2 separate regions of the Homo sapiens genome follow, and region 2 is linked to region 1. A link is a loop called in an ENCODE intact Hi-C map of the cell type or tissue named here. Cell type or tissue: PC-3. All regions are shown on one strand. Links, peaks and the distances in the headings refer to the core of each region. The heading gives the core; the rest is flanking DNA. Region 1 overlaps COG5 (component of oligomeric golgi complex 5). Region 2 overlaps COG5 (component of oligomeric golgi complex 5).

What was found. Peaks named below come from ENCODE experiments on the same cell type or tissue, not always from the same donor. Only the 100,000 strongest peaks of a DNase experiment are listed, where the experiment ranks them.
Region 2: a loop joins it to region 1, with 5 times the contacts of the local background. A loop is called at or near these places in 2 of 110 quality-filtered maps.

The regions. Positions count from the first base shown.
Region 1 is chr7:107,366,737-107,383,027 of GRCh38, reverse strand. COG5 (component of oligomeric golgi complex 5) reads left to right here. Exons shown (of 22, transcript NM_006348.5): 8 at 10,268-10,433. Among named protein-coding and RNA genes, the nearest start is that of GPR22, 95 kb to the left of the region's middle. In PC-3, for the core only: no CTCF peak of the experiment used is centred there; no DNase peak of the experiment used is centred there; H3K27ac peaks cover 956 bases.
Region 2 is chr7:107,227,217-107,243,507 of GRCh38, reverse strand. It overlaps COG5 (component of oligomeric golgi complex 5), which reads left to right. Exons shown (of 22, transcript NM_006348.5): 18 at 6,821-7,058; 19 at 12,817-12,893. LOC124901721 (a long non-coding RNA gene) reads right to left here. Exons shown (of 3, transcript XR_007060472.1): 3 at 9,296-9,426. Among named protein-coding and RNA genes, the nearest start is that of HBP1, 66 kb to the right of the region's middle. In PC-3, for the core only: no CTCF peak of the experiment used is centred there; DNase peaks (open chromatin) are centred at 8,877 and 9,357; H3K4me3 peaks cover 887 bases; H3K27ac peaks cover 2,255 bases.

The DNA.
Region 1 (16,291 bases), core at 8,514-11,013:
ATCACCTGGCAGGATTTGCAGGATTTTAGCTCAGAAATAGAAAATTGATCCAGATTTTTACATTACCCATCCCTCTTGTTCTTTCTGAGTTGCAGCTGGAGACTGCTGTTTGATTTACAGGAATAAGTAAGGTTAGTCTAAAATGTAGGCGAAAACTTAAAAACAACTAGTGAATTTAGAATTTAATGACAAATATATGATGAGTTTTGAAACATAACTTCTCTGTCTCCAGTCCTCATGTTTGTTAAAAAATCACCACAGGACTGAGTTCTTTGAAAAATAGACTTTAGGCTGGGTGCGGTGGCTCATGCCTGTAATCTCAGCACTTTGGGAGGCTGAGGCGGGTGGATCACTTGAGGTCAGGAGTTCAAGACAAGCCTGGCCAACATGGTGAAACCCCGTCTTTACTAAAAATGCAAAAAATTAGCTGGGCGTGGTGGTGGGCACCTATATTCCCAGCTACTGGGAAGGCTGAGGCAGAGGAGAATCGCTTGAACCCAGGAGGCAGAGATTGCAGTGAGTTGAGATCGTGCCATTGCACTCCAGCCTAGGTAACAAGAGTGAAACTCCATCTCAAAAAAAGAAAGAAAAAAAGAAAAACAGACTTCAGTTTTATACTTGGCCTGGTTATTTGCATAAAGTGCAGCAAGAATAATTATTTCTACATAGGCCTTTTGGAGTGGCTTTGATGGAATTCTGTTCCACAAGGAATCTCAGATAAGACCTTTTAAAGCCGAGCCCAACCATGGGTTTGTATCCTCAAATACCTGTGATTTGGGTGAGCCTCTCCTCTTAAGGTCCCAAGATAAACTTGGAGCTCCTGGACCTGTTAGAAAGGGACATTCTTTACTGACCACAGGTCAGGAACCCTGTACAGGGACTGAGTAGCTGAGGGTTTGAGGCCAGTTTCCCCACTGGACTTTTATGGACTCTGCACGTCACGACTGACCCCTTAAAGAGAAGCATACCCTTCCAGTCAAAGCCTTGGTAAATTACCAGTTTTTTCAGTTGTGTCATGTTGCAAAAGAAAAATGGATTCTTGTTGCACTGATGCAAACAACTATATTGCCATAAGAATACTCACAGATAGTTTCCAAATTTTAGAGGAACTAGACAGAAACAAACATGCTCCAGTCTTGATCACGGGGGGTATACCTTACCCAATTAATAAAGGCCATAAATGTATAAAATAAGTTTCCTTGACTCTGAAAAACAAAACAAAGGTCAGCAATATTCCAACCAAAAGTCAAAAAGTTTGCTTCAGCTTTCTGAGTTCAGTCGATAATTGGTTAATTATTGTTTTGCTTGATATTTTTGAACATTTTAGCTCTTCGTGAGTCTTGTACATTTTCCTTTATTCCAATGTCGCAATCTCCAAAGTTATGAGAAGCCTGTATTTGAGAGCACCTGCCAAAGTTCTGTAGATTATAAACCATCTTTTGAAAAGGATAAAAACAAGACAACAATTGTCTGTGAATTGCAAAATGTCCAGGGTACAGTTCAAACACAATTGACGAAGTTTGGTTATCTCTATGGTTTCCAATAACTTAACCTTAATTATGATTAGTAGCATATACTTAGACATTACAATTTTAGAAATTCCATACAATTTGGAACATATGTTAGCAATATTTACAAAAATATAACCTAAAGAAGACTGAACATCATTTTGGCAATCCCATGTAGCTAAACATGTCAAATAATTCTGTTTACCTCTCTTTTCTAGACATTTCAGGGACCCTCTGCACTATCTGAAAAGCCAGGTGTCAGGAAAGACAATTCTGAAACTGAAGTTTGATTTTGGGAAGCCTTTTTAATATTTTTAAAGCACTTGATTTTATGAAATAGAATTCCAGATTAACATAAACGATTTTATTTTGTCAAAATGACTCAGAAATTTTAAAGAAGCAAAAACCTTTTATAAACCTTTTGAATTTAATTAATATGTTCACACAGAGAACCTCTTCTGCAAGATTAATTCCCACAATTTATGTGGGAATTTATGGGTTCTATTTATGTGATGGATTACATTTATTGATTTACGTATGTGGAAGCCAACTTGATCAGGGTGGATAAGCTTTTTCATGTGCTACTGGTTTTGGTTTGCCAGTATTTTATTGAGGATTTTCACATCGATGTTCATCAGGGATATTGGCCTGAAATTTTTTTTTGTTGTTGTGTCTCTGCCAGGTTTTGGTATCAGGATGATGCTGGCCTCATAAAATGAGTTAGGGAGGAATCCCTCTTTTCCTATTGTTTGGAATAGTTTCGGAAGGAATGGTACCAGCTCCTCTTTGAACCTCTCGTAGAATTCGGCTGTGAATTTGTCTGGTCCTGGGCTTTGGTTGGTAGGCTATTAATTACTGCCTCAATTTCAGAACTTGTTATTGGTCTATTCAGGGATTTGACTTTTTCCTGGTTTAGTCTTGGGAGGGTGTATGTGTCCAGGAATTTATCCATTTCTTCTAGGTTTTCTAGTTTATTTGTGTAGAGGTGTTTATAGTATTCTCTGATGGTAGTTTATATTTCTGTGGGATCAGTGGTGATCTCCCCTTTATCATTTTTTATTGTGTCTAATTGATTCTTCTTTCTTTTCTTCTTTATTAGTCTGGCTAGTGGTCTATTTTGTTAATCTTTTCAACAAAACCAGCTCCTGTATTCATTGATTTTTTTTTAAGGGTTTTTCGTGTCTGTATCTCCTTCAGTTCTGCTCTGATGTTAGTTATTTCTTGTCTTCTGCTAGCTGTTGAATTTGTTTGCTCTTGCTTCTCTAGTTCTTTTAATTGTGATGTTAGGGTGTCGATTTTAGATCTTTCTCTCTTTCTCCTATGAGAAATTTCCCTCTAAACACTGCTTTAGCTGTGTCCCAGAGTTTCTGGTACATTGTGTCTGTGTGAGAAATTTGAGTGAATTTCTCAATCCTGAGTTCTAATTTGATTGCGCTGTGGTCTGAGAGACTGTTAGGATTTCCGTTCTTTTGCATTTGCTGAGCAGTGTTTTACTTCCAATTATGTGGTCAATTTTAGAATAAATGCGATGTAGTGCTAAGAAGAATGCATATTCTGTTGGTTTGGGGTGTAGAGTTCTGTAGATGACTATTAGGTCCGCTTGGTCCAGAGCAGGGTTCAAGTCCTGATATCCTTATAAATTTTCTGTCTCGTTGATCTCATATTGACAGTGGGGCATTAAAGTCTCCCACTATTATTGTGTGGGAGTCTAAGTCTCTTTGTAGGTCTCTAAGAACTTGCTTTATGAATCTGGGTGCTCCTGTACTGGGTGCATATATACTTGGGATAGTTAGCTCGTCTTGTTGCATTAATCCCTTTACCATTATGTAATGCGCTTCTTTGTCTTTTTTTATCTTTGTTGGTTTAAAGTCTGTTTTATCAAAAACTAGGATTGCAACCCCCGCTTTTTTTTTTTTTTTTTGCTTTCCATTTGCTTGGTAAATATTCCTGCATCCCTTTATTTTGAGCCTGTGTGTGTCATTGCACGTGAGATGGGTCTCCTGAGTATAGCCCACCAATGGGTCTTGACTCTTTATCCAATTTACTAGTCCGTGTCTTTTAATTGGGGCATTTAGCCCATTTACTTTTAAAGTTAATATTGTTTTGTGTGAATTTGATCCTGTCATCATGATACTAGCTGGTTATTTTACCTGTTAATTGATGCAGTTTCTCCATAGTGTCCGTGGTCTTCACAATTTGGTATGTTTTTGCAGTAGCTGGTACTGGTTTTTCCTTTCCATATTTAGTGCTTCCTTCAAGAGCTCTTGTAAGGCAGGCCTGGTGGTGACAAAATCTCTCAGCATTTGCTTGTCTGTAAAGGATTTTCTTTCTCCTTCGCTTATGAAGCTTAGTTTGGCTGGATATGAAATTCTGGGTTGAAAATTCTTTTCTTTAAGAATGTTTATTGTTGGCCCCCACTCTCTTCTGGCTTTTAGGGTTTCTGCAGAGAGATCTGCCGTTAGTCTGATGGGCTTCCCTTTGTGGGTAACCCGACCTTTCTCTCTGGCTGCCCTTAATATTTTTTCCTTCATTTCAACTTTGGTGAATCTGACAACTATGTGACTTGGGTGCTCCTCTTGAGGAGTATCTTTGTGGTGTTCTCTGTATTTCCTGAATTTGAATATTGGCCTGTCTTGCTAGGTTGGGGAAGTTCTCCTGGATAATATCCTGAAGTGTGTTTTCCCACTTGGTTCCATTTTCCCTGTCACTTTTAGGTACACCAATCAAACGTAGATTTGGTCTTTTCTCCTAGTGCCCTATTTCTTGGAGGCTTTGTTCATTTCTTTTCACTCTTTCCTCTAATCTTGTCTTCTTGCTTTATTTCATTGAGCTGATCTTCAATCTTTTATATCTTTTCTTCCGCTTGATCGTTTCGGCTGTTGATACTTGTGTATGCTTCATGAAGTTCTCGTGCTGTGTTTTTCAGCTCAATCAGGTTCATTTATGTTCTTCTCTAAATTGATTATTCTAGTTAGCGATTTTTCTAACCTTTTTTCAAGGTTCTTAGCTTCCTTGCATTGGGTTAGAACATGCTCCTTTAGCTCGGAGGAGTTTGTTATTACCCACCTTCTGAAGCCTGCTTCTGTCATTTCATCAAACTCATTCTCCATCCAGTTTTGTTTCGTTGCTGGCGAGGAGTTGTGATTTTCTGGAAGAGAAGAGGCATTCTGGTTTTTGTAATTTTCAACCTTTTTGCGCTGGTTTTTCCTCATCTTTGTGGTTTTATCTACCTTTGGTCTTTGCTGTTGGTGACCTTCAGATGGGGTTTCTCTTTGGACTTCCTTTTTGTTGATGTTGACGCTATTCCTTTCTGTTTGTTAGTTTTCCTTCTGACGGTCAGACCCCTCTGCTGCAGGTCTGCTGGAGTTTGCTGGAGGTCCGCTCCAGACCCTGTTTGCCTGGGTATCACCAGCAGAGGTTGCAGAACAGCAAAGATTGCTGCCTGTTCCTTCCTCTGAAAGCTTCGTCCCAGAGGGGCACCTGCCAGATGCCAACTGGAGTTCTCCTGTATGAGATGTCTGTCGACCCCTGCTGGGAGGTGTCTCCCAGGCAGGAGGCACTGTGGTCAGGAACCTACTTGAGGAGGCCGTCTGTCCCTTAGCAGAGCTTGCTTCAGAGCCAGCAGGCAGGAACATTTGAGTCTGCTGTAGTTGCGCCCACAGCCACCCCTTCCCCCAGGTGCTCTGTCCCAGGGAGATGGGAGTTTTACCTATAAGCCCCTGACTGGGGCTTCTGCCTTTCTTTCAGAGATGCCCTGCCCAGAAAGGAGGAATCTAGAGAGTAAAGATTATTTTATTTACCCGTTAGGTTGATGCTCTTATTTTTGCTGTTATGCACATGAGGAAACTAAGCCTTAAAGAGGTTAGATAATTTGCCTTTAGGTTTTGACTGCTATGTGGTAGAGTTTGGATGCTGATCTAGGTCTGGCTCCAAAGTCTGTGAAATAAGAATAACAAAAAGCTAGTAATGGAATACAAAATCCAATAGAAGCCAAAATTTAGTTACTTAACAAGATTAACAAATTAAATTGATAAATACCAACAAGACTGATGAGGAGAAGGGAAAAAAGAGGCACAAATTACCACGATCAAGAATGAAAAAGGTGATCTAATAACAGACCCAACAAAAACTAAAAAAAGTTAAGACAATATTAAGTATGAGTTTATACCAATTGATTTGAAAATTTAGATGAAATTGACAAATTTCTGGAAAACAACATATCAAAAATGACACTAGGAAAAGTATAAAATCTATCTAGTTCTATATCTATTAACAAAATTGAATTTATTATTAAAAAAACCTTTCCTTGGAGAAAACTCCAAGGCCAATCAGCTTCACTGGGGCAATTCTTCCAAACATTTAAGGAATAAATAAACCAGTGTTATGTAAACTGTATCCAAGAATTGAGAAAGAGGGACCAAACATATGTACCTGCTCATTTTATGAGGCCAGGTTAATGTCAATATGAAAATGAGAATATTGTAAGGAAGTAAAATTACTAGTTGTCTTCCTTTAAAATCTGTACAAAAATAATAAGCAAAGTGTTAGTAAATGTAGCCACAGAGATCTAAAACTGATAATGTATTATGACCAAGATGGCTTTATTCCAGAAATATAACATAATTTCTCAAGTAAAGGGGGAAAATTATTATCTCAATACATACTTAATAACATTCAAAATCAATTCATGATTAAAAATACTCTTAGCAAGCCAGTATCTTTAATCTGATAAAGGGCATTTCTAAAAATCTCGATGGTGAAATATTTAAGGCTTTCCATTTGATATTAGGGATGATGCAAAAAAACCACTCTTATTTCTTCTACTCAGTGCAGTACTGAAGATCCTAGCCAAAGTAATAAGAAAAGCAATGAGATAGAGGAGAATGGGAAGGGAGAAATAAAAATTATTCAGAAATACCATGGTTATATAGTTAGAAAAGTCAAAACAATTTACTGATTGTTTACAAAAAATTTAAAAACATACAATTTATATCAAAAAATAATAGAAATAATTTAAACTAAAGATATATAAGACTTTTTCACAGAAAACTATCTATAAAACATTAAGAGAAATTAAAGACCTGAGTAAATGAAAAGAGATACCATATTCATGGATTTGAGAACTCAATATTACAAAGATATCCATTATTTCTAATTTTATCTATAGAGTTAATGCAATCTCAAACAATACCTGAAAACTTTTTTAAAAAAAGGACATTTGTCAAGCCAATTTTGAAATTTATATGGAAGTGTCATATATCAAGAAGAGCCTATACCAAATTGAAGAACAGAGGCAGAGGATTGCCAAATCTGGTATTTAAAGCTACAGTAATTTAGATAGGTGAATTGTAAGGATAGAGAAATGGTAGAGATTTGAAAGTCCAGAAACTCACACACATATTTAGAAACTTGGTTTATTGCAAAGGTGACTTTTCGGGAGTGCGGGTGATTTTTATTTGCTCTTTTTTTGATCAATTGGGTATTCATGTAGAAAAACACTAATCTTGACTCCTATTTCACATTGTATAGAAATTAATTCCAGGTGAATTGTATTTCTGAGCATGAAAGATAAACCAATAGAGTTTCAGGAGGATAACTTTATGAATGAAAGATATCTTTATGAATGTGGGGTGGGGAACACTTATCAAACAATACCAAAAGTACTAAACCGTAGAGAGTAAGATTAATAAAATGGGCTACATTCAAATTAGGAATTTCTTTTCCTTAAAATACTTGATTAAGAGTGGGAGAACATATTTGCAGTACATATAATTATCAAAGTGGTTGTATCCAAAATATATAAACAACTTTATATGTAAATGACAAAAAACAACTAGTTAAAAAAAATGGGCCAAAATATGAATAAGTTCTTCACAAAAGAAGATATCCAAATGGGTAATTACCATGTAAGAAGTATTCAGTTTTTTAGTCATCATAGAAATACAAATTAAAATCATAGTACTCACTCAAAATAATAGCCAGAATTAAAGGAATGATCATTTGAATTTTTGGCAAATTTGTGGGGCATCCACAGTTTTCATATATCGCTGGTGGGAGTGTAAATTGCTGCAATGGCTTTGTAAAATTGGCAGTATCTACAAACTCTAAGTGTACTAATATGATTTAGCAATTCTACTTTTGCCTACAGAAATGCATATGTATATATGTTCACTAATAGAGGTGTACAGAATGTTCATGGCGGCATAAATTAAAATACCTAAAGGTAGAAGTAAGCCTATTATTTATCAACAGTAGGATGGATAAACTAAAGCAAATTACTACAGTGGAATACTGCACAGCAGTAAGAAATGAATCAACTACTGCTGCATCCAACAACATGGACGAATTTCACAAAAAAATATGTTGAGTAAAAGGGACAAGCCACAAGATAATACATACTGTATAATTCCATTTATGTGAAATTCAAAAACAGAATAAATTTTTGGTGTTAGAAGTAATGATAGTGATAATATTTGGAAAGGTGCAGTTTGGGGAGCTACACAAGATTCAAAGGTGCTGATAATACTTAGCTTCATGATCTAGGTGATAGTTAACTAGGTGTGTTCACTTTGTGATAATAAAGCTGTGCTTACATAATTAGCATACTCCTCTGTATGTATGTTACTTAAAGAATTTTATTTCAGGTAATTATTTTGCAGTTTTTTTACTGGCATAATCTATGTGTTAAGCTATAAATATGAATGCCATTAATTGAAAAAGTGAACATGTTAATTGACAAGTTTAAAATTACTTCTAGAATTATAAATATTGTAAATTGTATTATAAATAATGCTGTAATATATACTTCTTTAATGATGAGCTATATTTGTAATATAATACACCATTACGTTAAAATAATGCCAATAGATTTCAGAAGTAACCTTTTCAAACATGTTTTGAGAAGTTGGAAGTTAGTAATTTTTGGAGCGGAGAATTTTGAAGAGTGGTTTATTTTAGCTAGGTGTTTTAAGTGAAAAATTTAAGTGTTTTTTAGTTGTTGTATGCATAAATCTTACAGCGTACATTCAGCTGATAACACTGAAACTGTACTGTGTGTGGAGAAGCTATGCTTTTCAGATCCTCTGATAATAGTAAAGGCAATAAATATAGTTTTAAAGTATATCTGTATTCTAGTTTTATGAGGTGAAAGTATTCTTTGATGTTGCTCCAGTAGTGCTTTCTTGGATTATACATACACTTAAATAATGACATGGGAAATTTCTTTACAGCTGCCTCATTTTGATTTTTGGTGTCTACTAAAAAGTTTAAAGATAAAACAGTCTTGGGAGAAAGTAAAAGCAAATGCTATACCCCTTGTTTTCAGTTAATAATTTTTTATAAAATAGCTTATTTTCCTTGTTGGCATACGTTAATAGAGAATTTACAACATAAAATTAAGCTCTATTATGACCATACTAAATTAAGCTTTTTTATTAGAACATTTTAATTTGAAATAATATCCATTTGGTTCTTTTTATTGTTTAATTAAAAAGAAAAAACTCAAATGAGTATTGTTATTCACCAGCCATGTTTCCTGTTATTTTCTTTAAGCTGAGTCTACTTTGCCTCTGTGTGTGAGTTTATGTGTATGTCTGCAGCATGTACTATTATTAAAATAACACCAATAGATTTCAGAGGTAACCTTCTAAAATAAACTTAGTATAGAAAATAGGTTAATGAAATAATTTAACATTTTAACCATGTGTCTCTGATAACAGACACTTACTAATGCGTGAGAGGATTTTGAGTTATTTGGGCCTGAAAATATATGTCAGTGTCTCAACTTCTAGCTTGGTAATTTGTTCGTTAACTTAGCCACAAATCCAACAACCCATTTATATCACTCTGGACATAATCCACTCATTGATGATATTTCAATACCTCCCTCATCTTCTGCCTCTCTGCTTCACTCTGCTCCATCATGGCCTTCTTGCTCTTTCCCTAGCATACTAAGCACATTGCTATCTCAGCACTTTTGCTAATACCACTGCCCCGATCTGTATTTTCCCATATCTTCCTTTGACTCCCTCAGTATATTCAAGTCTTTGTTTAAATATTACCTCAGAGGTGCATTCTCTGACTAATCTCTGTATAATAATTCCCATCATACTCTATTCTTATTCCCTACTTCACGTTTTTATAGCACTTGTTACTACCCGTTATTCTGTTTTATTTATGTTTTGTACATTTCTCAATAAATGTAAGTTCCATGAAGACAGGAACTTAATTGGTTTTGTTTCACTACTGTTTTTCCAGCACTCAGAGCTATGACAGATACAGTAGGCACTGTATAAATATTTGTAGTTAGAATGAATTAATGGGTCAGTGAAATATAATGAATAAGTCTGCATGGTTCAGCTCTCAGTCAACTCCACAGAATTAATTTATTGTCAAACAAATGTAGAAATAACAAATGTTATTTCTAATATGGTTCTTTTTATAGGGATTGGTGGTAGATTTTAAATAAGCTCGAATATTATACAACAGACTTTCAAACTTCTTGTTATTTTTTAAAGGAGGACAAAAATGGTAAGGGGGAAAATAATATACATAGTATTTAACTTTGTATTTTATGAAATAAAGTTTAAAAATAATCTTCACTTCAAAATGTGTTTTTTCTTGTCTTTGATAATTTTAAAATATGGTAGTATTTAAATATGATAGGACTGCTGAAGTCCTGCTTAAAGTTGTATATTTATGTTGATTTTGTTTGTTTTCCTATTTATATCTGTTTCCACCCCACCCCACCTTTTTTTAAGAATCCAACTCAAGTCGGAACAGCTCTTCAGGTTTTCTATAATCTTGGAACTTTGAAGGATACTATTACCAGTGTTGTGGATGGATATTGTGCTACTTTAGAAGAAAATATCAACAGTGCATTAGACATAAAAGTTTTGACTCAGCCTTCCCAGTCAGCTGTGAGAGGTATGGATGTGGTTTATATTTAGCTTCTTTATTTATTTATAACTGAGAAGTCTTTTGAATAGTATGTGAAACACTCATGTTTCAAAGCAATCTAATGACTCATTTTTTAGTAGACAGAAAATGAGAGAAGAAATTATGTTTCAGAATTTATTTATATCTTTTTTGTCTAATCAGTGAATTGAACTGGCCAACTGGTATATTCAGAACTTCTAGATAAAGATCCATAAACTGTAGCGTCATTTGGTTGAGAGGAAACAGATGCAAAAAATAAAAAATAAAAAGGCAAGGAACATATTTTTCTTCTAAAATCCTTATCCTCCCATGTACTTCTTAAAGACAGAAAATATTTTTTAAGGAATGCCGTCTCTACTTTAGCTTTCTGGACTTTTCTTTATGATAATTCTGGTACCCAGGAAAAATAATGACTGACTGTGGACATAGAAACTGATAAAATCCTTGGCAACATTACAACTGTAGTAAAGTCTAAAGAAAACTATTAAAGGATGGTAAATTCAAGGTAGAGAGGAGTAGCCTTTCATTAGGAGTCTGTAAACCTTTTCCTACCAAGACATACCTGGTGATATTTACATATACACACAGTTCTCCGTAAAAGAAGATAGAAAAGACCACAGATTATGTCCATCCTTACTTACTTGCTGCCACTCCATCTCTCTGTTTCTCCCCTTATATTCATTCTTCCTTCCTGTTGGTAAGGATGAACTATGCTTTCTCCCAGCAAAGACCAAGCACTCTGCAGTTGTATTAGATCCCATCACTACAAGGTATTGCTTTAGCAGATGCCTTCTTTCTACCAGGTTGACAATGTTTCTTTCTTTGCATCTCTTTCCCTTCACATATAGTTGTGTTATTGTATCTCCTTTTGCTTAAAACCAATTAAATAAATATATCTTAATTTCTTTCTTCAGCTCTACTACCTGCATGTTATTTCTTCAGTCTTCAGGAAAATTTCCCAAAATGTTATCTATAGTTAATGTTTCTGGTTTTTCTCCTCCCATTTTTCTGTTGAAGGCACTCTGATCCATCACAGGGTTGATGGAATAACTCATATTGAATTAATAACAGTTCCTGATCCATAGCTAATAGGAAAAAAAGTGGCTATTTATTAATTTTTAATTTTTTTTAGATTGTTAATTTTTTATTTAAAAAAATATAGATGGAGTTTTGCTATGTTGCCCCAGTTGGTCTTGAACTCCTGGCCTCAAGCAATCCTCTTTCCTTGGCCTCCCAAAGTGTTGGGATTGCAGGCATGAGCCACCATGCCTGGCCTATTATTTTTATATTTGCTATATAAATGTGACCTTACGTAATACTGAATATATATAACTTTTAAGTTGTACTGGATAAAAAGAGATGAAAGAATCTTAGGTCTTAAAGAGATTTTTAAAGGTTAGGCCTAGCCTCTGAATAGGTTTGTATTGAAACTATTCCAGAAAGAGATCTTTGTAAAGAACTTGCCAGAGGAGATTTTACTCTTGGCTTTTCCCAGCAATTATTCTCAGAAAGTTTGATATAATGTTTAAATTTCCAGGAGCAGTTTAATCTCATTCCCCCTTGTGTCGTCAAGAATGGGGAAAAAAATGAAAGCAGTTATTCATGTGCTGTCAATCCTAATGTATGCCTCTTTTGTTGAGAGAATTAAAAAAAGCTGCCTTATTACCATGTGTTGACAAGTGGATACCATGATTTAACACAGAAACCTTAAGCATCAGTTCTTTATTATTTTCTTTAAAAGCATAATCACAATTATTGTGTGTGTATATATATATATATAAATTTTTTTTTTTTTTTTTTTAGCTGGAGTTTCTGGTCACCCAAGCTAGAATGCAATTGCACGATCTTAGCTCACTGCAACCTCTGGTGCCTGGGTTTAAGCAATTCGCCTGTCTCAGCCTCCTGAATAGCTGGGATTACAGAAGCCCACCACCATGCCCAGCTAATTTTTATATTTTTAGTAGAGACGGGGTTTCATCATGTTGGCCAGGCTGGTCTCGAACTCCTGACCTCAGGTGATCCGCCCACCTCGGCCTCCCAAAGTGCTGAGATTACAGGCGTGAGCCACCGCGCCCAGCCAATTATTTTATATTTTAAAATGTTTTATAGACAGTATTAATGTTAGTTTCCTGATCTTGTTTATATTGAAGTTATGTAGGAGAATGTCCTTGTTTGTTGGAAATACACATTAAAATATTCAAGAATGATGGGCATGAGGTCAGTAACTTCCAGGTGGTTCAGGGAAAATTTTTTTTTACAATACTTACAATTTTTTTATAAGTGTAAGATTATTTCAAAATTTTAAAAATAATAGGATTCTGTCAGTGTGTGTTTCTGAGAGTGAATGGCTCACAGCTGTTGAGTATCTAACACAACCACTACACAGGAGATTGACAGTCGCATTCATGAGTGTGATGGTGCATGATCTCATTTTCAATCTGAGACTTCCTAAGAAGAGAAAAAAAATTATACACACACGCACATATATAAATATAAATAATACAATTTTAAGTATAAAAAGTAAACAGCCTGTAACTCAATAAGAAAAAGGTAAACAACCCAAGAGAAAAAAATGGATAAAGAATATGAATAGGCAGGTCACAGAAGAACACATTCAATAAGCATGTGAGAAGATATTCAGCCTCTTTTTGGAGGATGAACTAGTTATTAAGGAAATAGAAATTAATCATCAGATTGGCAAAATCTAAGACAGAACTAAGTTCTGGACAAGAGCAGAAACTCTTGTAAACTATGCAAGGAGAATAAAATTCACTTTACTCAATTTTATCAATTTTATCTCTAAGGTGGAAAATGTGTTCACCTTATGATGTTATACTTTCTAAGAATATACTGCAAGGAAAATCTGGCATGTATATGTAAGAATTTTTGTTACCTGGCCGGCGTGTTGGCTCATGCCTGTAATCCCAGCACTTTGGGAGACTGAGGTGGGCAGATCACTTGAGGTCAAGAGTTTGAGACCAGCCTGGCCAACATGGTAAAACCCCCTCTCTACTAAAAATACAGAAAAATTAGCCGGGCGTGGTGGCGCATGCCTGTAATCCCAGCTATTCAGGAGGCTGAGGCAGGAGAATCGCTTGAACCTGGGAGGGAGAGGTTGCAGTGAGCCGAAATAGTGCCATTGCACTCAAGCCTGGGCAACAGAGCAAGACTCCATCTCAAAAAAAAAAAAAAAAAAAAGAATTTTTGTTACCTCATTGTTTACAAATAGTGAAAAAGTACAAGCAATGGATAAACTAGTTTATTAAGGGGATTAATACACAGCATTTAAATTAACAAATTTCCCAGTATAGATAATGGTCAAAAACAGCACATGAAAAAGTTACAGATACATACATACAGCCTGATACCAATTTAAAGCCTAAGAATATGACAGACCATATTAAATTGTTTTTGCATGTGCACATATGTACTAACAGTGTAAATACGCACATTGGAATAATGATCAACAAATTTAAGATACCAGTGCTGGGCATGGTGACACATGCCTCTAATCCCAGCTACTTGGGATGCTGAGGTGGAAGGATCACTTGAGCCTAGGAGTTTGAATCCAGCCTCAGCAACATAACAAGACTCTGTCTCTTAAAAACAAACTACAAAACCCGATACCATTACATCTGTTGAGAGAGCAAGGGAAATGAGACCAGCAAAGGAGAGTACAAGGAAACTTCACTTTATTTAGTGTTGTATTTCTTAAAGCTTGGTGGTTAGTGTTCATAACATTATTCTATATGCTTTTTTGTATGCCTGAAATATTTAACAATAAAACATAAATGTTGAGAAAGTCAAACAGTGAAGAAAGATGATGATGAAGCAAAGTAGACAACACAGAATATCCAAATTTCATCACCCAGATAGATACTGTAGTTGTTACTATACAGTGAAAAGTAGTCCATACATTTATCTGTGCATTATATGTTATAGAAGGGTAAATGGAGAGGCATAAATGGAATTTTAAGATACATGCTTTTTAAAAATACCTTTTTATTATAAAACTTAAAGAAAAACATAAACATGTAGCTTAATGAATTATTATAAGGTGAACACTTCCTAGGCTAAACCAGCGATCCAGAAACCTGTTTATGTACTCCGTACCAATCACAACCAGCCCCTCTCTCTCTCATATATAACCATTGTCATCCTCACTTTTATATTGATAACTTCCTGTGTTTTTCTTTTTATAGTTTTATCATTCATATGTGTGAACTTAAGCACCATAGTTTAGCCCCACCAGTTTTAGAAGTATACTTTTTAAAATAAAAAGTATTTTACTTTCATTCAACAGAATAATTAGAAATTTATGTGACATCAAGGACTTAATGAATTTCCAATTAATGCTTCTTCATAAGAAATACTAGATCCTAATTGATACCTCCAAATTTAAAAGTAGTGAATGAAAGATTTAAAAAAAATAAGAAATTGAAGTCATTTGTTACTAAGTCTGTTGAGTCTTTACTACTAAATGTGGGAAATAGGCATACTTATACTTTTCCCTTCCCGCCCCCCATCCTCATTTGCCAGTTGTTAGTTATGTTATTTTTGAATGATTAATGTTTTTTACATTTTATTCTATTTTTAAATTATTTTAATCTCTGGTTCTTTTAATATGACCTCTGCATTTCTTTTCTCTTTTTTTCAGTAGCTTTAGGGGTACAAGTGGGTTTTGGTTGCATGGATGAATTGTATAGTGGTGAAGTCTAAGATTTTAGTGGATGGTCACCCGAGTCATGTACATTGTACTAATATGCTGTTTTTTAGCCCTCACATCCCTCCTACTCTCCCATTCTGAGTCTCTAATGTCCATTATACCACTCTGTCTTTTTGTACCCATAGCTTAGCTCCCACTTATAAGTGAGAACATATGGTATTCAAGTTTCTGCTCCTCAGTTACTTCACTTAGAATAATGGCCACTTGTTCCATCCAAGTTGCTGCAAAAGATATTATTTCATTCTTTTTTATGGCTGAGTAGTGTTCCATGGTGTGTGTGTGTGTGTATATATATACACAACAGTTTCTTTACCCACTCATTGTTTTGTGAACACTTAGATTGGTTACCTGTCTTTGCAATTGTGAGTTACATTGTGATATACATACACATGTAGGTGTCTTTTTGATATATGACTACTGGGTAGATACCCAGTAGTGGGACTGCTGGATCGAATGGTAGATGTACTTTAGGTCTTTGAGAAATCTCTGTACTATTTTCCATAGAGGTTGTACCAGACCTCTCCATTTCTATATTCATCTCTCCCTTGGCTGGATATCATAATCTAGTTGATTTTTCAAAATGTTTTATGGGTACTGTGCTTTCTGAGTCCTTGTGTAGTTGGTGGTGTGTTTTGCTTTTATGCTTAAATGATTTGGCCAGGTATAAATTTTTATTTACACTTTCTTTCCCTTAGAATTTTGTAGCTGTATGTGTCCAAATAAATAATGTTTTTCTTCCCCCACTGAATTGGAAAATGAGACAAAATGTAGGAGACAAAAAAGGTGACAATTGTAATGTTAGTTTTATTACTGTTAAAAAAAAATACACCGAAAGGCATAGCTTAGATTTATGACCAAATGGATTTTTTAATATATCACCTCAAAATTAAACTTACTTCCCAATTCAGCCTTTCCCACTATACTTACCACTGGTAGAATGTTGGTCAGAATGCACCTTTTATATATGCAAAGCTTCAACAACAGAGAAAGGAAGAGACTGAGCCAATTAGGCTCAGTTTCTTATTCAGATTCACTCATCACTCACTCCTCTTCACATGGGGAGAATTGGATAAGAGGTAGGGAAAGAAGGCAAGAAAGTTACTTTAGCTGAAGTCCCTTC
Region 2 (16,291 bases), core at 7,825-10,324, 140 kb after region 1:
TGGAGTCTCGCTCTGTCCCCTAGGCTGGAGTGCAGTGGCGTGATCTCGGCTCACTGCAAGTCTACCTCCTGGGTTCACACCATTCTCCTGCCTCAGCCTCCTGAGTAGCTGGGACTACAGGCACCCGCCACCGCACCCGGCTAATTTTTTGTATGTTTAGTAGAGACGGGGTTTCACCGTGTTAGCCAGGAGGGTCTCGATCTTCTGACCTTGTGATCCACCCGTCTCGGCCTCCCAAGGTGCTGGGACTACAGGCGTGAGCCACCGCCCCAGGCCGAGACTTCTTTGAAGGTCTCTAAGAATTTGCTTTAGGAATCTGGGTGTTCCTGTGTTGGGTCCATATATATATAAGATTGTTAAATCTTCTTGTTGAATTGAACCCTTACCGTTATGTAGTGTCCTTATTTGTCTTTTTTGATGTTTGCTGGTTTGAAATTTGTTTTGTCTGAAATTAGGACTGCAACCTCTGCTTTTTTCTGTTTTTCGTTTGCTTGGTATATTTTCCTCCATCCCTTTATTTTGAGCCTGTGAGTGTCATTACATATGAGATGGGTTTCTAGGGTGATCTCAGTGTTCCTTCCCCAAATCGGAGGCAGCAGAGGAGGGGATCTTAGTAGTGGCTGTGGCCAAGGGTCGTTTGCTTGTCTCCTGGGGGCTCCACCCCAGACAGATGCATGTTAGCACTCACTCACTGCAGTCAGCCCAGTGGGGGAGGGTCTAAGCTGTGGGCCTAGCAAGGAGTGTCTATGCTGTGGGCCCAAGCCAGGGGTTCTCCTGGTGACAAGCAGTGGGGTAAGAGGCAGGGGGACCTGTGGGAGACAGACTGGTTTCCTCTCCTTGGGTTGACTGCAGCTTGTTGGAGGTGTGGATAAGGTACTTAGGGTCTTTGCTCCTTCATTAATCCAGGGGTGACAAGGGCAGTTCCATTGCAGGGGCAGTGGCAAAGAGGCTCTCAGCTGCCACTGGAGGCTCTGCTCTTGGAGTTGCTGAGTTGCTACTGGCTTGATAGCTCTGGCTGGGGATGGCTGGAGGCCCAGGCCTGCCCGGTGAAGAGATATGGGAACAGGTACCCATGTAACAGTCTGGCCACTTTGCCATAGGGCTGCTGCAGTATGCTTGGGGCCCATTCCAGTCCCTAGTAGACTCGGATTTTCCAGTGCTTGGAGTTACCACCAGTGAAAGCACTTTTCTGGGCAGTGGGGGTTCCCCTGGCTCTGTGTTGCTCCCGGGTGAGGCGTTGTCCTGTTTTGCTTTTCTTCATTCTCTGTCGGTCAGGTTGTTTCCTTGATTAGTCCCTGAGTACCTGGATGTTTCAGTTGAAGGGGTCTGTTCCTCTCCATGAGAGCCCTGCACACTAGCTGCTTCTAATTGGCCATATTGACCTCTCCCACATGGGAAATGTGGGAAATGTCAAAAGATCAATCTAGGCTGGGCACAGTGGCTTATGCCTGTAATTCCAGCACTTTGAGAGGCTGAGGCGGGCAGACTGCTTGAGCTCAGGAATTCAGGACCAGCCTAGGCAGCATGGTGAAACCCTGTCTCTACAAAAAATACAAAAATTAGCTGGGTGTCGTGGTGTGCATCGGTAGTTCCAGCTCTTTGGGGAGCTAAGGCAAGGGGATGGTTTCAGCCTGAAGGAATTGAGGCTGCAGTGAGCCGTAATCATGCCATTGCACTCCAGGATAGATGACAAAGTAAGACCCTGTTTCAAAAAAAGGAAAGATCAGTCTCTATTTTAAAAAATATATGAAGCACAGGCTGGGCGCGGTGGCTCACGCCTGTAATCCCAGCACTTTGGGAGGCCGAGACGGGCGGATCACGAGGTCAGGAGATCGAGACCATCCTGGCTAACACGGTGAAACCCCGTCTCTACTAAAAATATAAAAAAATTAGCCAGGCGTGGTGGCGGGCGCCTGTAGTCCCAGCTACTCCGGAGGCTGAGGCGGGAGAAGGCGTGAACCCCGGAGGCGGAGCTTGCAGTGAGCCCAGATCGCGCCACTGCACTCCAGCCTGGGCGATAGAGTGAGACTCTGTATCAAAAAAAAATAAATAAATAAAAAATAAATATATATATATATAGATAGATAGATGGATATAGATATATATATATATATGAAGCACAGAAGGGTAAAGTGAATTCTACCGAAAAAAAAACTATATTTGGAACTCAATATAACATAGGATTATATAACTGCTGATTACCAATATTTGAGAGGAAATGGTTTTTGTTCAAAAGTGATCTGAAGTGTCCCAGTTAGATCAATCATGAATGCCTCTCAGAAGGGAGCCAAAACAAGCTGATTTTTGAAGGCTTATTCTATAATAACAGTGGTCACATACTTTTAATTTAATTGGTGAGCTGCAACTAGTGCCTGTAGATAACACATTAGACATTAACAGCTGAAAGTTAGTTCCCAAATAGATGTGTTTTTACTAATTTGCTTAAATTCTAGTGAGCCAAACTGTTTCTTCAACTGATAGGTTGCCATGAGTATGAAGCATTATTTTAAGGTGCCTAACATTGTCCGTATTTTTTTTCCCAGTTGCTTTGGTGACTCCATTTCAGCTCAGTGTATACAACAGTCATTTGAGATTCATGTATACAGCAGTCAGTTGAGATTCCAGTGAAAGTTATTCATATATAGCAGTACAGGCATATGGAGCACTGCTGCTTTTATTTAAAGTATTGCCCCCATGGCAGTAATTTTCCTACTTTGTAGAATCTTGTGATTAGTAATTCTGTAATGGCATGTCATTTCATATATATATGGCTTATGTGAAATATGAGGTGGAGTTGGATTAGTCAAGAAGCAGAAATTGCCTTTATTTTAGGGCCAGCCCCCAGGGATAACAATTAGAAAAACAATAGTGAAAACCTGACCCTTCAAGCCCTCCACACCTATTCCTAAGTAAAAGGAATAAAGTTTACCTTCAAGTCTAACTTACATGTGGTAGGGTTACAGACTCCCCTGCTATTTAAAGAGTAATCATGGGCTGGGCATGGTGGCTCACGCCTGTAATCCCAGCACTTTCGGAGGCCGAGGCAGGCAGATCACTTGAGGTCAGGAGTTTGAGACCAGCCTGGCCAACATGGTGAAACCCTGTCTCTACTAAAAATACAAAAATTAGCCCGGGGTGGTGGCAGGCAGCTATAATCCAAGCTACTGGGGAGGCTGAGTCAGGAGAATCGCTTGAACCCTGGAGGCAGAGGTTGCAGTGAGCCAAGATCGAGCCACTGCACTCCATCCAGCCTGAGTGACAGAGTGAGATCCTGTCTCAAATAAATAAATAAATAAGTAAAGAGTAATCATCAACATGGTTTCTTGGTATTTGAAATTTATTTTAAAAGACTGACGTGTTTCTTTCCAAATTAGACAAAAATTAAAATGTAAATATCTGATTGACATAGAACATTGATTAAAATTGTTGCAGTCCATGTAAAGTGACTCATATCTGATTACAGTTTTGAGTAGGGAAGGGAAGGCAGTGAAAGAAGAACTCTACATTATTAAAGTGATAGATGAGCCCCTTTGTGGAAGGGAGAGCACTCACACAAAAGGTTAGTGGCATGAAGATTAACATTCACTTCTTGGTTATGCGTATGTTTAATTCTTCTATTTGGCCACAAACCAAGTCTGAACAAATTAAAGGGAGCTGAAATCAAGTATCTTTTCTAATGACAATGGTATGAAACTAGACATCAATAATAGGAGAAATCTTCGAAATTTCACAAATATGTGGAACTTAAACAACATGCACCTGAACAACCAGTGGATCAAAGGAGAAATCAAAAATATCTTGGGACAAATGAAAATGGAAACAAAATGCATTTTGTTTAAACAAGTAAAATATCTATACACTGAAAACTATAAAACATCAATGAAAGAAATCAACAAAAACACAAATAAATGGAAACATATTCTGTGTTCATGAATTGAAAGAATATTGTTAAAAGGTCCATACTACCCAAACCAGCCTTCAGATTTAATGCAATCTCTACCAAAATTCCAATGTCATTTTTCACAGAAATAGAAAAAAGTAATCCTAAAATTCATATGGAACTACCAAAATCTCTGAATAGCCAAGGCAATCTTGAGCAAAAATAAAGCTAGAGGTATCACACTACCTAATTTTAAACTATATTACAGAGCTACATGATGATTAAAATGGCATGGTGCGCTGGCATTGACCAATGAAACAGAACAGAGAGCCCAGAAATGAGCTCACACATTTATAGTCAATTGATTTTCGACAGAGGTGCCAGGAACACTCAATGGAATAAGGACAGTTCCTTCAATAATAAATATGTATTAGTAAAAATGGATATCCAGATGCAGAAGAATGAAATTGGACCCTTATCTCATACCATATGTGAAAATCAAATGAAAATAGATTAAGAACTTAAATGTAACACCTGAAACTAAAACAAATTTAAGAAAACAGGAAAATCTGAGCAATAATTTTTTGGATTTGATCCCAAGAGCTCAGACTACAAAGCAAAAATAGACAAATGTGATTACATTTATCTAAAAAGCTTCTGAACAGCAAAGAAAACAAGTGGAGTGACAACCTATGGATTGGGGAAAATACTTACAAGCCATACATCTGATACGGGGATTAACGTCCAAAATATATAAGGAACTCAAATCAATAACAAGAAAACAACCTGATTTAAACATAGGCAAAGGACCTGAACAGACATTTCTCAAAAGAAGACATACAAATGGCCAGTAGATATGTGAAAAAACATTCAACATCACTAATCATCAGGGGAATGCAAATTAAAACCACAATGAGATTGCACCTCACACCTGTCAGAATTGACTTATCAAAAAGATGAAAGATACCGAGTGTGAAAGACGATGTACAGAAAAGGGAACCCTTGTATACTGTGGTTGGAATGTAAATTAGGCAGCCATTATGGAAAACTGTAAGGACGTTTCTCAAAAAACTAAAAACAGAACTACCACATGATCCAGCAGTCCCACTTCTGGATACATAACCTAAGAACTTGAAATCAGTATGTCAAAAGATATACGCACTTCCATGTTCATTGCAGCATTACTTACAATGGCCAAGTTATGGAATCAATCTAAATGTCCACCAACATTTAGATTGATAAATGGATAAAGAAAATGTGGTATACATACACAATGGAATACCATCCAGCCTTCAGAAAGACAGGAATTCTGTTAATTGCAACAAATAGATGAACCTACAGAACATTATGCTAAGTGAAGTAAGCCAGACACCAAAAGACAAATACCACATGACCTCACATATCTGTTGTCTAAAACAACCGAATACATAGAAACAGAGAGTAGAATGGCAGTTAGCAGCTATGGGGTGGAGGGAATAGAGAGATGTTGGTCAAAGGGTACAAAGTTGCAGTTAGGAGGAATAAATGATAAGTATTTAAGGTGATGAGTATGATTACCTTGATTCAGTCATTCCACACTGTATACATATAACATTACTGTGTATCCCCTTATTATATATTATTATAATTCATCAAAAATAAACATTAAAAAAATGAAATAGATTGGCACCATTTTCGGATAGGGAGGCTTCTTTTATTTGTTTGTTTTTGCAGCCTGGCCTTGTGGAGTGACAAACCTAGAGTAAAGCTAGGCTATGCAGTTGTCTGAATCTGGGAAAACCAAACCCCACATGAAGATGGCCGTCATTTACTAAGGCTCCCCTGTACCCAAGCGCCACTCCATCATGTGATGATACTGCAAACAAAAATGTTGCACCATACACCCTTCAGCAGCCTTGCTGTTGTTGGCACAGTCTTATACCTGTATGAAATCCCTTCCTGCTGGAACATAGGCCTACTTCTTCTATCTCTATCTGCTTCTGAAAGTGACGGACCTCTGGTTAGCATCCTATTTATAGTAACCACTGCTGTATTTGAAGATAATTAAGTTCAACTCATTCTCTTGCTCTAAGCATTTTAGTCATATCTGTTGTTCTTCTATAGACCATCACCAATTTCTCTACGTCATTCTCAGAATATGGAAACACTTAACTTGCTTTTTGAAAAAGATTCAGCATGATGTAGCCAGTGATCTCATTTATTAGAAAATATCAGGTGTTAGCTAGTTTTGGTATATCTCTTTCCTATAAATATTTCACATTCTTTTAATATATTCTTTAAAGAGCAATTATAAACATTTATAAATTATAAATAGTATTTCATGGAGCATCAGCTGGTATCATTTGTTGATCCAAATTAAAGCCTTTCCAAACCTCATCATCTAGAGGAAAAAACTGCATGCCATGTGTACTGTTACATAACCATTTCCACAGTCAGAATTCTGTTGGACTGATCTGATTAAATAGCACAAGAGCAGAGAGATCTTTGCCAAGAATTTGTATAGGGAAAGCAGCATTTTCTGTCATTGCAAAGCATAAAATGCTATTTCAGGATCCATTATTGATGCATTCAGTTAGCAGGCAAAACATGTGAGTGGATGGAGAATTGAGAGGCTGGGAGGGACCTTGAGAGGCCAGAGAGTAGCACTTGTATGATTCATCCAAGACAGATGGTTGTCTATTTCATTCTTAATAATCTTTAGGTAAATGGATTCTAAAATTCCTTCAGTAATCCTCCTGGCATCTAAACCACTTTTTGAAATGTAATTTTTAAACATTGTTTTCTGCTAACGCTTATCAAAAAGTAATTAATGTCTTTTATACCATTAAGGGAAAACATTACAAAGGATTGAAATAGCAGCATTGGTGGGGAGAGGGGTACAAAATCAAAGAGTGTGATTTAGTGCAGCGGTGCTGAAAAGGGCTGCTTTTTCTTTTACAGGTCATTATCCAGCTCAGGAAAACCTGATGTTCCTTGTTCTCTGTACATGAAGGAGCTACAAGGTTTCATTGCCAGAGTTATGAGTGACTATTTTAAACACTTTGAATGCTTGGATTTTGTCTTTGACAACACTGAGGCTATTGCCCAAAGAGCTGTTGAACTTTTTATCCGCCATGCCAGTCTCATAAGACCTCTTGGTGAAGGTGGGAAAATGCGACTTGCTGCTGATTTTGCACAGGTACATTGATGAATTACTACAAAAGAAAAAATGTTTTGGCCTCAATATCATCTATTAAATGAAAGAATGTGTTTTCATCGGTGTTTTTAAAGAGTTGCAGCACAAAGAAAAGTAAGCCCACTTAAGCATAAATAGTTAAAAAAAAAAAGGGAGAGTTTAAAGATACTTTTATACCAGATATATTTTTCTTTGTATTTAACAAAATAATTATCCCTCTCTTTGGTATTTCAAGGTTAAGGTGAAATAGCTCATTCCACAGGAAAGCAGCACTTCCCATTTTTATTTCATATGGGATTTTCTCACTATTTTACTGTCCCAATAGGTCAAACCTTGCTGACCAATAATGTAGGCAATGAAATCATATTTCAAACAGTGAAAAGAGACCGCTTGTTGCCATGTCACCATTCCGAGGCAGTGTTCCCATTCCTTTAAATGCACAGTGGGCCAGGTAGACATAGAGTCTGATTATTTGTTCTCTCTCTATCAGGTAGAGTACAGTTCTTCTCTGTGGCTAGCCTTGAAATCATTTCAGGCTATCTGATGTGTGTGAGAGATAGAATGACATTAAAATAGCAAAACATTATCAGCTCTTATAGAAAGCGTTTTCTTTGTCCTTTAGACAGATTTTTTAAAGCCTTTCAGTAGGCAATGAAGAAAAACCCCAAACATGCTTTCATTAAAAGATTCAGAAACAAAGATGATTGTTATTTTTGTATAGCATACCAAGGGTAAAATCTTTTTCTTTTTGAGACAGAGTCTTGCTCTGTCGCCCAGGTTGGAGTGCAGTGGCACAATCTCAGCTCACTGCAACCTCCACCTCCTGGGTTCAAGTGATTCCTCTGCCTCAGCTTCCCGAGTAGCTGGAACTACAGGCACGCGCCACCACGCCTGGATAATTTTTGTATTTTTAGTACAGACAGGGTTTAACCGTATTGGCCAAGCTGGTCTCAAACTCCTGACCTTGTGATCCACCCGCCTTGGCCTCCCAAAGTGTTGGGATTACAGGCGTGAGCCACCACACCTGGCTGGGTAAAATCATTTTTAAGCCTTTCAAAGCTGTTAGCTTTACTAGTCCAAATAGTTACTGAAATGAATTCTTCATAGCAATTTGCCAGATCCTCCCCACTTATAAAGATAAATGTTAATGTCAATATTTATTCTTGTGTGTATCCGGGAGTGTGTCTTGCTTCATTATTTCTACATGGAGGAAAGGACCTGGACAGACTGCTTGTATCAAGTCAGTGGTTGTCAGGTGCTCCCTCAGACTTGACACACTTTCAAAAAAGGAACAGGTAACACAAACCTAAACTTTCAAGAGCCTGTTTCATTGCAAATTGACTGATGCAGCAGTTAGTCATTTTCATCTCCAAATAATATTCCTGGGACCATTAGACCATAGAAATGAGCCTTCATTTGGAAAATATGCTTGTAGTAGCCACAGCATAAAAACAGAGATTAAACGTTACCATTAATATGGCTCTTTTTACCTTTTACATTTTATGAACTTCATTCTTAGGCACCTGTACATTTAACTTTGTTTTACAGGTACACTTGGCTTAAAGAAAGTTATTTGTAAATAGTGTCTTATTTGTCCCTTACTGGGGTTCCAGATTGCTTATTAAAAACCTGATGATGTACTAGAACCTCCTCTTATTTGTTTAAAAAAAAAAAGTGTGAACTATACTCAGATGGTCTCTGTTCTCCTCTTCCCCTTTCCTCCTTAATTTTGTTTTTCTTTTTGTTTCATCTTCTTTCCCTGGGCTCTCTCCCCTACCAGCTTATTTGCATTCTGCTCCAGCTGGTTCTTGAGTCACTTTCCTGGAGGCAGCACTTCAAGTCCAATTAGAGTGGCAGCCGAGCAGGAGATGGCCAAAACGAGAGTGCTGTAGGAGAGAGGCTTGTTTTTGTTTTTTATTTTAATATGTTCCCTTATGGGTCCTGAAAGATGGAAAGTATTGTCCTTTAACCCTTGCTACTGCCGCTAACACCTGCTCAAAATGCATAGCATCCAGAGGCAGGGGTGAGCTTCCACCTTTCAAAAAACTGCATTATTCAAAATGTTATTTGGCATCCTTTTTTCTTAAGACATGTTGTCTAATAAGCCAAACTTTTCTGGGTCCCTTCCCTTAAGGTAAATTAAACTCATCAGTCATTATTACTAACTTATGCTCAAAGGCCTCTTGTTTCCTGTTTTTTAAACATAGAAGAAGCATTTACACACACAGCATTTACTCACTGTTAAGCCCTGCAGTGACATTTGGTTGCAGCAGGCAGTGTGGTATTGAAAAGCAGATTCCTTTGTTCACCCCTGTACAGTGTGTCCCAGTTTCAAAACATCCTGACACTCACCTTGGGGATGGCTCCAGTCCTGTGGATCATGGGTACAGAAAAGACAGGCGGAGGCACTATCATAATTAATCATATCTGTGATCATTATCTTTGGCAAATATTGTTCTACTGTTATGTCATGGTCTCCCCCACCCACTTTTTAAATTAAAATTAAAATTTCAAGGTTTTATTTCGTTTGGTTTGGTTTCTTGCCACAATTGCAATTATTTGTTGTACCTCAGCTTTTAGCATCACATTTGGTTGAAAGTGTTTTTCGAGGGTCAGTCAAAACATTTAAATAGCATTACTCTAACATTTATATTCATGACAGGCATCAACTGGGGACTAGAGGGCTTTTCAACTGCCTTATTACTGAAAGTTCTATCAATTCATATTCAAAATTAAAGCCATTGAGGTCACTGAAATCAAAAATACACAAATACTCCATGGGTTTAAAAACTGTTCTTGTGATAAAAGTGCCTGCCATTCTAGCATAAATAACAAAAAGAGCTCAAGAAGGGACCTATAGACCAGGTTTGGGAATACTAGTTATTTGCCGTAAAGTCCAATTGCAAAGAGAGATAATGACGTATTTTCAGGATTTCTTTAAGAATCCTAACTTCTCCTCACTGGCACCAGTGCAGGAAAGAGAAAGTAGTTGCAGGGTGCCATCTGGAGGGATCATGGTGAGGGAAGTACCTGACATCCAGCCCCCTTAGGAATCCAGGTCATGGGCACGAGGTGGTTTCCTACAGGTAATTAATTCCCCACTGTGACCACATGGTCTCAGTGCCTACACTGATCACACAGCAGTTCTGAAATCACTAAGCCTGTCCACGACACTGGGGTTCTGCTGATTCTGAATCTCACTGGGATCTTGCCCACAGTGTCCTCTGAAGCACATACTCCCCCTCCACCCCTCAGTTTATTTTCTTAGCTGAAGGAAAGAGTGGCTATTGAAGTTGGTATTAAATTATTTAGTGGTACTTCTAGCAATTTCTATTTATAGGTCTTCTGGTGCCCTTTAAGCATACATTTATATCTATTTCACTTTGTGCCTAAAAATATTAATTTAGAAAAGAAAACAAGACAATCAAAATTCTAATTTTTGTTCTAATTCCTATTGCCTTTTCTTCTCCTGAACAATGTCAGGGCAGGAGTACCCTAGGAGTATCCAAAGAAGTCCTGTGGTTAACCAAATGTCTGTGGTAGGGAAGGAACAGCTATGTAATTAGTTCACCGTGCCTGCAGCTGACCGCTCATTCTCTCCAAACGGGGGCTGGAGAGAAGCAGTTGCACATGCCACTTTTGTATCCGCTGCTAATGGCAGAGTCACCTCCTCTTACCACAACACTCTTGCCCTTTAAAACATGGCCTTTATTGTTTAATGGAATTCTGGAAGAAGAAAATGATTTACAATATCCTAGAGGTCCTTTATGGATAAAAAAATTTTATTTTAAACATTAAACATTTTGAAATTGTCCTGCGGCATAGAAATCTTTTGCATAATCATACATTTTCCAGCCATTCGAGGTCATATTTTCTCATATCGTAACTTTTTCCTAGCCATTTATTTGTTTTAACATTTGGTCCTGCTCAAGTGCTAAGGCAAAGGTTGTCTTTGAAGACAGTGATTCCACTAGAGTAGTTGAGAAATTGACAAAAACACTTCGTGAAAAATATATAATTTCAGTATGTAAAAAACCATTATATAGAGAGAGGTATTTGAATGGAATTATATCAAAGATACAGTGATAATCACATTTTTCCTTTGTGCTCAGTGTAAAGTAAGTGACACATATGGAAAGAAAACAGAAATTCCTACCCAGTGAATAAATGAAACAGGTTCCAAAGAACAGCCTATCACCTACTGTCTTTTGAGTTGGGCACACTGGCTCACAGCTGTTCTGTTTTGCATTGTTGGCAAGAATCCTTTTTCTTCCTTACATTTTTATCTTTATATTTATTTATGATTCTTCATTTTATAGTTTCCCAGCCATATAAGGTTTCCTTCTAGGACATGCAGTATGCAATCCATGTCTTTAATATGTTATGAGAGAAATTAACCTGGTTACTGTTCATCCTCAAGACCATCCCAAGGAAGCTTCTCCAACTCTCTCGACACTGAGGTCATAAGTTTGACATAGCACTTATCATTTTGCTTAATAAGAATCATTATGTGTGTATGTATGTGTGTTTATATATGTTTATATGTGGACATATACACAAATACTTTTGATTTTGTTGATAATCATATTGTTTTAATAAATAAATATCCCCTTCATTAAATTTGAGAATTTAGTGAAGGCAAGATAGTCTAATCATCTAATCATCTAATCCTCATATCTAGCTTGGTACCTAGCACTAAGGCAGTCAAAATGTTTCTCAAATGAGTGATCGATTGGGTCTCTATAGTGTACCCATGGCAAGGAGATTTTAAGCAATTTTTTGTAAGGGTGGCCAGCAGGACAGAAGCCTTAAATCATATGTGCTTCTTGAAGAAAGGTGCTGTACTATCAGGGAGCAGCCTATTCTCAACCATTTTCTAAACCATTCTTTACCAGGGCGCTATTTATAGCAAGAGTGGAGAAGCAGTCTATCACCTGAGTAGCACATATGCAAAAAGTTCGCATATGCACTTGGTAGAAAAGAACAGGTAACCTAATTAATGACAAGTAGAATTTCCAGTCAAAGGAGGAAAATAAAGAGAAGTGAAACCAAGATTTGCTAAATTCTTGAGTTAGGTAGCATATTAATTTATTAATAATTGAAAAGAGAAAAATTTTTAAACACTGATAATAATTGCTGACAATTAACAGCACTTATATGCTATGCACATAAAGCTTTGTGGGATTATCTTTTAATTTGCATTATTCTATTAAGTAGGTATTATTATCTCCATTTTACAGATGAGAGACCTGAGACTTAAAGAGGTGAAGTAACTTATCCAGGGTCACAAACTAGTAACTAGTATCAGCATTTGGAATGCTGATATAGATGTGCTACTAAAAGCTCCAGAGTTAGTCCTTTTAATTACTTGAGCCACACTGACTGATAAAAATTGTCATCATTTATATTGAATGTAAAAAGACTTGTAATGCCTAAAGTATAGGCATGCAGTCTTGAAAATTTTCCTTTTCCTTATTTTTCAATGGATAAATGATATAAACTTTTTCCTTTTATATAACAAAAAATGTTTTTTTTTTATTTTCATGAAGGAATTGTCTCATCTTGGGCCCTCTTAGTAAATAAATGCAAAAATTATGTAAGTGCTTACCTTTTAATAAATTTAGTTGGCCATCACAACTTGCCTTACAGTCCAGATAAAATTAAGTTTACTGCAAGCTACAACTTTCTGTGATCCGGGTCTTTCCCAAATTCCCCTAATGATTCTGACATTACAACAATGGAGTATATTTTAATATTTCAGATGGAGTTGGCTGTGGGTCCATTCTGTAGACGAGTATCTGATTTAGGAAAGTCCTATCGGATGCTGAGATCATTCAGGTAAGACCGAATTCTTTGTTCATACATTCATATCCTCCAGGCAAATAAATCCTTTCTGTGCAGGTTGAACTTCATAAAATTGCCAATATTCAACCATTTTTGATCTACAACAATGGCAATTTCATGATTCATCTTAGAAAGTATTCAAATCAGAAACCCATATAGATATTTATGTAATGACTAATAAATTAGAGGGTATGTGTATTTTCTTAGTCACAGTTCACAAGATTAAGCTGGTAAATTATGCTTTTCTTGGGGAGAATTTTTTTTTTTATTTTTAGCTTCCGATTCTTATAGAAATGTAATACTAGGCAATTCATAATTATATAGACAAGTTTTTCTGAAATGTTCATTTGTTCATTTATCATTTTTAACCCAGTCTGCTTCTAACAGGTCATAAGTTACATTCCAAGATATGGATATGATAAAACTATTGAATGAAGTATTAAAAGAATCAAGTTCATGGCTGAGCACGGTGGCTCATGCCTATAATCCCAGCACTTTGGGAGGCCGAGGCAGGTGGATCATCTGAGGTCAGGAGATCAAGACCATCCTGGCCAACATGGTGAAACTCTGTCTCCACTAAAAATACAAAAATTAGCTGGGCATGGTGGTGCACACCTGTAGTTCCAGCTACTGGGGAGGCTGAGGCAGGAGAATCGCTTGAACCAGGGAGTCAGAGGTTGCAGTGAGCCGAGATCACGCCAGTGCACCCCAGCCTGGCGACAGAGTGAGACTCTGTCTCAAAAAAAAAAACAAAAAAAAAAAACAAAAACCAAAAAAAAAACAGAAGAATCTAGTTCAATGATGAAGTGCAGAGAATGACTATAAATGTAATAGGTAACTTAGCCTAATGCAGTTGAGCAAAAAATTTAGTACTGAGCGGAGAAATCACTTTACAAAGAAACACAAGAGTTGATTCATATTCATGATCTAACAGAATACCAGTATAATAGAGAGAAAAGTCCTTGTCAGTGCTGAACACTTAGATTTTTTTCAGCTCAGATTTTAAGGAACGTTGAATAACATTGAGTAATGACTGTGGTCTTTACTAGCCGATTTTTAGAAGATAAGGAGATGTTATTCATATGGCTGTTTATTTAGTAAATCAGAACTTTATAAGTTGTTTACATCATAGCACAAACAGAAGAAGATATTTTGTTTTTTGAGATGGAGTCTTGCTCTGTCACCAGGCTGGAGTGCAGTGGCACGATCTTGGCTCACTGCAACTTCCACCTCCCGGGTTCAAGCGATTCTCCTGTCTCTGCCTCCTGAGTAGCTGGGATTACAGGAACACGCCACCACACTCAGCTAATTTTTGTATTTTTAGTATAGACGGTGTTTCACCATGTTGGCCAGGATGGTCTCGATCTCCTCTCCTCGTGATCTGCCTGCCTCGGCCTCCCAAAGTGCTGAGATTACAGGCGTGAGCCACTGCGCCTAGCCGAAGAAGATATTTTCATTTAAAAAGGTGGCCAACCCTAAGGGCTGAGGGGATCAACATAATATTTTGTGACCACAGCATACCAGATGGGAGGCCTTTATATAAACTGTCCATAATATCCAAGTGCATAATGGTTGAAGATTTCTCAATAAGGATAAGATAACAGAGTACAGGTATGCAGCTTTCTAAAAACCAACTCAGTACTGGAAACTAGAGGATCAATAAGCAGTATGTCCTTTAAATGATCGCTTTGCTCTCTTCTGTCATCAAGCTTTGGTAGTAGAAACTTCTGGTGGAATATAAGAAATATAAGAATCCAATATTGTTGATTGAGAGGGAATCCGTATATTTTACCTCGCCTGTTTGTAATTAGCACAGGCCTTTTTTTTTTTTTAATGGCAACACAAGAGTCTGGATTTTATTTTTTCTCAAATGAAAGATCACTGCCCATCTGTACAGAGATGAGTTTTAGGAAAACTTAAAGTGAGATCACAAATGCTTTCAGATACCTTCTTTGTATCAGCTCAAATCTTTTTAAAACTGTTTAAGTATTTTGTTGAAGCTATAGAGTTCTGCACTACCAAACATGGGCGAGTTGAAGGATGATGAGGTCCTGAGGTTGCCAATCCATTGGTCATCTGTTTGTACCATAAAAGTTACTTTACTAAAACCCCTGTACAGTCATTTACTCTTGAGTAAGATGGTAACACAGCAATCCTAGCTGGGTAATAAAATGTTGCCCTGGCTGGCTGAGTCAGTTAACATACTGGAGGATATTAACCATCTAGTTATTGAAAAAGGTATGAGAAAAGCTGTGATTTAGCATTGCTATAGGAAGATTTGGCTTTTTTTTTTTTTTTTTTTGAGACCGGGTGTCACTCTGTCACCCAGGTTAGAGTGCAGTGGTGCGATCTCCATCTCAGCTTACTGCAACCTCCACCTTGCATGCCCAAGTGATCCTCCCGCCTCAGCCTCCTGAGTAACTGGGACTACAGGTGTGTGCCACCATGCCCAGCTAATTTTTATATTTTTTTGTAGAAACAAAGTTTCACCATGTTGCCCAGCCTGGTCTTGAATTTCTGAGCTCAAGCTATCTGCCCGCCTCAGCCCCCCAGACTGCTGGGATTACAAGTATGGCAGGTGTAAGCCACCACACCTGGCCTAGGCTATTATTTTTTATAGCCCCAGTCCCATGTTTAGTTGTTTATTGCATTATTGCACGTGCATGTATAAAATAATGCTAATTCAGCCTGGCCAACATGGTGAAACCCCATCTCTACCAAAAAGTACAAAAATTAGCCAGGCATGGCAGCACACATCTGTAGTCCCAGCTACTTGGAAGGCTGAGGTGGGAGAATCACTTTAACCCGGGAGCTGGAGGTTACAGTGAGTCGAGATTGTGCCACTGCACTGCAGCCTTGGTGACAGACTGAGACCCTTTACCGCCCACCACCCACACCCCCCGCCCCAAAAAAAAATAGTGCTAAGTTTCCTGTTTGCTGAGGCAGGATGACCTTCATGTAAGCACTCTTAAAGTTGTGTCATAGTATGGAGATACAAGGTCTGAGGATAAGTTTCACTTAAGACATCTATTTTAAGCCATTTAAGATGGAAATTTTCTGCCAACCCTTTCCAATTCTCACATGAGAGAAAGAATCTCTAAAGGAACATTTAAAGTTTGGGTGACACCTTCTAATACCTATTTATAGAATCAAGAATCGCTTGATCAATGTATAATTTTAATAGTTCTACTTTTTTTTTTATATCTAGCTTCTTATGGCGTAACAGTTTTCAAACTTTTGACCATGACCCACAGTAAAAGATACTTTCTATTGATATTTGGCATATACTTGTATGCAAACACATGAACACACTCAAATCTATATACATATACATGGACACCCATATGTATGGTTCATGAAATAGTAAGTACCCTTACTTCATGTGATAACCT